Regions from separate parts of the Homo sapiens genome. Here region 1 is linked to region 2. Evidence: chromatin contacts called from ENCODE Hi-C data. All regions are on one chromosome and are shown on one strand. Each heading gives the region's core, a stretch centred on a gene start or an enhancer-like site at or near the end of the contact. The rest is flanking DNA. Distances are from core to core; before and after follow the strand shown. Region 1 holds the start of LINC00237 (long intergenic non-protein coding RNA 237). Region 2 holds the start of LINC00261 (long intergenic non-protein coding RNA 261).

Evidence for each region. A loop is a pair of places that touch in the nucleus more often than their neighbours do. Pooled maps may share reads with other maps.
Region 1: a pooled map shows a loop between it and region 2 (18-fold over the local background). The contact joins the promoter of LINC00237 here to the promoter of LINC00261 in region 2. A Hi-C loop is called at or near these places in 6 of 37 single-sample maps with no recorded cell type and 9 of 50 pooled maps.

The regions. Positions count from the first base shown.
Region 1 is chr20:21,104,956-21,108,082 of GRCh38, reverse strand. LINC00237 (long intergenic non-protein coding RNA 237) reads left to right here and starts at 1,725. Exons shown (of 2, transcript NR_190203.1): 1 at 1,725-1,812.
Region 2 is chr20:22,577,115-22,580,241 of GRCh38, reverse strand. LINC00261 (long intergenic non-protein coding RNA 261) reads left to right here and starts at 1,600. Exons shown (of 4, transcript NR_001558.3): 1 at 1,600-1,732. RefSeq lists enhancers at 1-841, 842-1,797, 1,798-2,753.

The sequences.
Region 1 (3,127 bases), core at 476-2,975, 1.5 Mb after region 2:
ATGTTCAAAATCTCCAGTTTTAAAACAAAGTCTTCAGATACAATTTTTTAGCCAATGGCCCACTTTTACCAGAAAAAGCTCCTGGCATTGAAAGCCATCTCTCAGTCCCTGACAACAAATGTCCTTGTCACTGCAGAGCATACGTAGGCATGAACTGCCTGGATAAAGATAGTCAATATATTTTTCACCGTTGGCTTATGAAAAAATATCACATCCATATTATGGCATTTCCCCCTCTGCACTAGCTTCTTTAGGATGTATGAATTTCACCTAGCAGTATGTGTGTGTGTTGAGTTTTGATACCCATCTCTTTGTGTGTTAGTGGACAGAGTAGAAAAATGCAGACAACAGATTAACAGAAGAGAAAATAACTCATGAGCGGTCTTGGACACATTTAATATTATCAATGATATTCTGCGATAAAACATAAGCGGGGGTAGTATTTATGTACTTATTGGCTTACTAAATTGATCACATTTTCTGGTGGAAAAGTTAAATGCAATTTAGCTGCAGAGGATTTGGAACATGCCCCAGTTTGGTATTTGTTTATACTTTATATTTTAAAAAGGGAAAACAACTTGATTTAATCTCTGATTTGTGTAGAAAACTTGGCTTGCCAACTTATTGAAATTCACAGCTCTTGCCCAGAGGAACTGGTCTTCCGCTAAAAACTAGCCTTGGTTTATGCTAAGGTGGCAAAAGACTTAATTTGGGAATTACATTTCTTCCAAAGACTAATTTCAAACTAGGTATATATATTTTTAAGTTGGTTTGCAGATTCACATCTACACCACCTCTTCCAGAGTTGGGGGATGTTTTCCCTCTTGTTTATCGTTTTGCTGGTGTGAATGCTGAGAATTAATTACTCTCCTTTGTAACACTAAGACAACTTTTAATGATCATTTGTTTCTTCTATTGTATGGAATGAAATCATAAGAAGTTTCATTTAATTGGTTTATTCATTTAAAGAGATTCCTTTAATTGAAATAGAGAAAAGGAAAAATAAAACCCTAGAAAATAAAACCAGGTTCTAACCACTCCAGGGCGAAACGCGTAAATCATTTTAAAAATGAATACCCCAAATTAAGAATTTAATTTTTAAAACTCTTTATGTCTCTCTCTCCACATTTGTAGTATGTGAAAGGCAAGAGAGACCCTTTGAATCAGGGAAAAGTTATTCTTTGAAATGACATCGGTGATCTGATTCCCTCTGTATTTCAACCGCATTAACTTCACACCGTCCACACTGGGCAATGAAGATGCTCAGAGTCAGGTCAAATTCACCCTCCTGAAAAACTGCAAATTAAGATGCTGTTGATTACACATCACCGGCTGTCTTAATCATCGTGATCAAAATCCAAATATTAAGGAAAGTGGCCTGGGAGGGTTACGTTTGGGCTTTTGACAGACCCTCAACCAAACTCTGACGCCCAGCCTGCGCGTTTCCACATCTTTTTCCAGGCAAGAGGCTCCACCAGCCCGCGTGGGGCTCGCAGTGTTTCTCTAGAGTGGCTAGACATCCCCCAGCCCCCAAACCCAGACACACCCCGACCCCCGCGAATGGTTCTGGGCTGTCAAAACACGCGGCGGCGTGTTCAGTCCCAATAACTCGCGTGATGATTAATGAGCAGCTTGATAATTTAATATCGCGTGTGATTAAATTATAAGGCGTGGGGGAGGGGAGCTCTGCGCCACCTCGGCAGCCCCGCCGACGCCGACCAGCTAACCGGACTGGGCTGCGCGCGGAGCCCCCTCTTCCCGTGCACAGTGCGGGGCGAGGCTTGGCGAGCGGTGGGTCTGCGCCTTCCCAAGGTCAGTGGGTCTGGAGAGGGGAGGACGGCGGGACTGGGGGTGGCGGAAGGGATGTCTTGCAGAGAGGAGGAGAGGTGTGGGCTCAGGGTAGCTCTGGTCTGAGCCGATGAGCAGGGCGAGTCATCGACTCTTTCCCCGGCAAAGGCGCGTGGAAGGCTGGAAAATGGCCTCAGGCAAGGGAAGATTTGTTTTTAAAAATTCCTCTTTTCTCTGCCACGGGGGCTTAGAGAGTCCCTAGGATTCGGAGACCCCTGGGGGGAAGGGGCGCCCCTCTGAGTCTCTCTCTGGATCCCATCCCCCCGACCCCGCCCCGCGCCTTGACTTTGTGGGGTTTCCCCGCAGGCCGGGCCGAGGTGGCGGTCGGGTTGGGCCACCCCAAGCCCCTTCTTTTCCCCAGCCCGCAGAGCCCGGCCTTGCCTAGTGCTCGGCGGGGTTCAGGCAGGTCCGGGGGAAGAGGGAGTGGATGAAGCCTGCGAGAGCCGGAAGCTGCGGGGAGGCAGAGAGACGCCCGCAAAACTCTAGGCGCAGAGTCTCCGGGGTTTCCAGCCGGATTCCTAGGGGAGGCGCGAAAACCCGATCTAAACTGAGGTTACTGGAGGGACTCCTGGCCGGCACTCTTTTCTCCTGAAGAGGTCGTTTAGGGGGGCTCAGGCGTGGCCACTCCTTCCCCTGGAAGAAGTGTGAGCGCAGGGCCCTCGCCGGGTGAGGGGGCCGGCGGCGCTCACACTGTCCCTGCCGCCGCGGCACAGTCCTGCCCCGGCCCAGGTAGGCGGTTGCTTTTGCTGCTATGCAGAGCCAGGTCTGCTCCGGGGGCTGCAGCCTCAGAGGGGTACCTCGAGAAACCACTTGCGGGACACAGGGAGAGTCGCCTCTTATTCCATGGCTCTGTCGAAGGGCTGAACTTTTAGCCCGAGGAGGGCAGGCCCTCGACAGGTAGGGATGTCCCCAGAAGACCCTAGGAAACAACACCTTGGGGTGGGGGGCGGGGGACGGGGGGGTTGTTCAGACCCAGAGCGGGAGGGTGAAAATTAAAGCGTCCTGACCAGGGCTCCAGAGGGCTCGGCGTCCAGGCTGTGCTGGCTGGATTTTCAGCTGGGAAATGGCATTCGAAAGGGGACCCGGTGGGCTGAACCCAGGCTGCCCGCTTTCCTTCACCCAGAGAGGCCCTGCAGAGCGCCAGAACGGCGCGCCTGGTGTCCGGTGCTTCGGGCTCCAGGTGCAGTGGCCGAACCTTCCTCCTAGACAAAGATGGAAGCTTCCTAGGTTGGGCTCCTTGGATATGCAGCCATGACCATTTCTCTCCCAGCTTCTCCAG
Region 2 (3,127 bases), core at 351-2,850:
TCCAAGTCTGTTTTTTAAAAATAGGGTATATTTGGGAGTGAGGAGGAGGTAAGGGGTGTCTGGCCAATGGACCATGACAGTAGTGAAGATGCCACTGTCGGCAAATTTGCTCCCCATCTCCCTCCAAAACTCAAGGCTCTTGCAAATCTTCTTGTAAGTTAGGTGAGGTTGGCAATCCAGGTTTGCAGGGTCCAGGGGTTATGCAGGTATTTTGTGAGCCTTCAAGGACTCTAAAAGTATAACGAAAAATCCCAGAGTGAATTCTTATACACCATGCTGCCTCTCCCCCCAGACGACCTCGCTGGCCTAAAAGGACGGCCAACGGCAGTGAAAACCAAGGCCGACAGCGCAAAGGGGAGTCTGGTGTTGGTTTTGCCCAGGACATCTGCTGGCTGGGCGAGGGCAGGATCAGTGTCGTCGCGGGTCAGGCAGACTTGGGAGCCACTCCCGCGCGCAGTGGCTTGCGGTGGGTAAAAACACTCCGAAAGCCTGGAGGCTAGGACTTTTTGCCTCAGGTTTCTAAGCTCAGGCTCCTTTTTTCAAGATTAGATCTTTGGGCTTCTTGACCATCCTAACCTGGAGTGTTCCAGCTACGCCCCAGACCTGGAGACTGTCTTTGAGTGCTACCTTGCTGGGGTCTCTGCCACCCCATCCCCCACCCCGCCGCCTTCCCCAACAAGCCTGGCCTTCCCACGCGCTTGAGGGGGGTTTGGCATCGCCTCCGCCTCCCACCCGCCACTGCCCCCCTCCCGCCACCAAATCCCTTTCTTAACATGCCACATTGTCCCGAAGAACACAAGGAAGAGAAATTGGGGAGGGGGGGATCCGGAGGCCACAGCCAGCAATCAGGCCGTCTCTCCTCCTAGCAAGGACACACACGTCGTGAGCCCGGCCTGAAATGTGTTTCATTATCACATAAAAGGCTCCCGTGGCGAAGGAGCCGAGAGGCAGGGCCGGGGGCCGAGTGGGGGACAATGGAGGCTGAAAGCGCTGCCCTAACCTGCTATGTTTCGTATGGCACGCCCATTGTGCGAGGGTCGTTTTAAACTACTTAGCGCGCCCCCCTTCACTGATCCCGGCCGATAAGATATAGTTCTGTCCGAATACATAAAAAGGATGTCGGGGAGCAGGCGCTTTCGGAGGCTTTTCTGTGCTTCTTGTGTCTTTCACGCCCCCCTCCCGCTTAAATCCCTCCCCTAGCCCGGGTTCCGAGATAACGAGCTCACAAATCGCCACTGCGCGCTTTCCCCAACTCTACTCATTGTGGGGTGCAGAGACTCTCCCCCCTCCTTTTTTTCCTTTTTTCCCCACGCTTTCCGCGCGCCGGTTTAAGCAACCATGATCTGTGAATAAACAAAGTCTGTAAACAACCGAAAAAAACATTCTAGATCCGAATTCCAGGAGGGTAAACTTTCCATGCCACGTCACACTTCAGCAAATTTGCACAGATATTATATTGCCTCCCCCCTCCTTTATTATTCTTTTTTTTTTTTTTTTGCCAGGATCCCATTGTACTTAACTGAATTTTATAACGCTGATCGATATCTTGGTAAAATATTCATTTTTAAACTAGCGGGCAGTGAAATCTTTGCTTTGTGTGCTAAAGTCAACAGTCGCTTGGTTTGAGCTCAAATAAATGCGGGGATGCCTCGGCTCGGAGCAGTCGGCCTCCTCCCTCCGCGAGCTGGACGCTCCGCAGCCCGCCCGCCAGCCGGCCCGCCGGCCGCCGCAGGTAGGGAGCGCGCCCACCCGGGGACCGCGCCCGGCTCCCCTCCTCAGCGTCCGCACCCCACTCCTGTCCGCTCACCGCCCCTCCCCCAGCCAGTCCTTCTCCCTTCCAGGGCTCGGACGCCCGGGCGGGCTTGGCTGGTGGTAAGCTCAGCCAACTGAGACTCAAGGCGTTGGGTTTTTTTGCAGGGGGTTCGGAAAGTGCATGACTTGGAAGGATGAGGGGTCGTAGAGTTGCAAACTCAGACCGCTTAGGCTCTGAGCTCAGTTAGAGGAGTTTGGTAGGGCCCCGAGGAAGCCACACAGGCCCCTCGAGCGGCTCGGGTCTGGGGATTCGATCTGAGAGCAGCATGTTTCCAGAGAACAGTGGAGGGTGGGGTGTGGGGAACCCCCTTGGCCCCAGAATCTAGTGTGGGGGTCAGCAGAAAATGATGTGCGTGGTGCATGGGAGTTTGAAGAGGCTGAGGCCGGAGCATGGTGACGCCCTCCCCTTGGCGCGCAGGGGTTCGAGTCCAGTCTCAACTCTTTCTCGGACACAGGCAGGCCGAGGAGACGATGGGGATCGTCATCAAGCAGCAGCAGGGGAGGGGCCGCGCCTTTCTAAGAGGCGAGTGAACCTTAGCTCTGGCTGCAGGAAGCGGCTGGTGGCCTTTTGCGCACAGCCGTGCTTGGCGGCAGGCAGGTTGGGGAGCCTCTGGGGTTACGAGCTGGGTCCAGGAGAGAAAGTCAGAAAGCAGACGCAGGGCCATTTATCATCGCATTCTCCCTGCAACCCAGTCGCCGATTTCCCCCCTTCCACGGGCAGGAGCACGCTCGCGCGTGCCGGGCTTGCCCTCGGGAATTCCGGAGGACGCGAGTTTGTAGGACCCAACAGAACCAGCCGCGTCTTTCCGCCGCCTGCGGAAAGGCGTGGACCTCGGAAAAATAGTAGTTCTGCTGCTGCCCCTTGAAACCTCATAAAGTTGTATTTCCCCAGGTGTCTACCAGCGCCCCCCCCCAATCCCTGCCCCCACGCCAGATCCACATTCTCTCTGGGGTCTTTTCTTTAAACGCCTGGGTAGCAGGCACTGTGAGAGGCCCGTGCCTGGCTGGGTTACTTTGGGTCTTTGGTCTGATGCGACAGGGAACTGGCACATGGAAATTGCCCACCACCCCCGACCGGAAAGCTTTTCCCATCTGCGCCGCAGTCACCAGACTTCGAACCCAAGTGGGCAGAAATCTGTTTCGTTGTTCAGCAGGGTCAGTGTTATGTAGTCACCTTCCTGTGTGGGGACCCTTGGTGGCCCCTCCTCTCCTTCCCTGGTGCCTTGGGCTGTGCGCCCGTGTCCACCGCACCCGAAGCCTGCTGGGGAGCGCGCCCGCCGCCCTCCGAGCCCCGGCTCGCCTCGGGTGGCTGGTT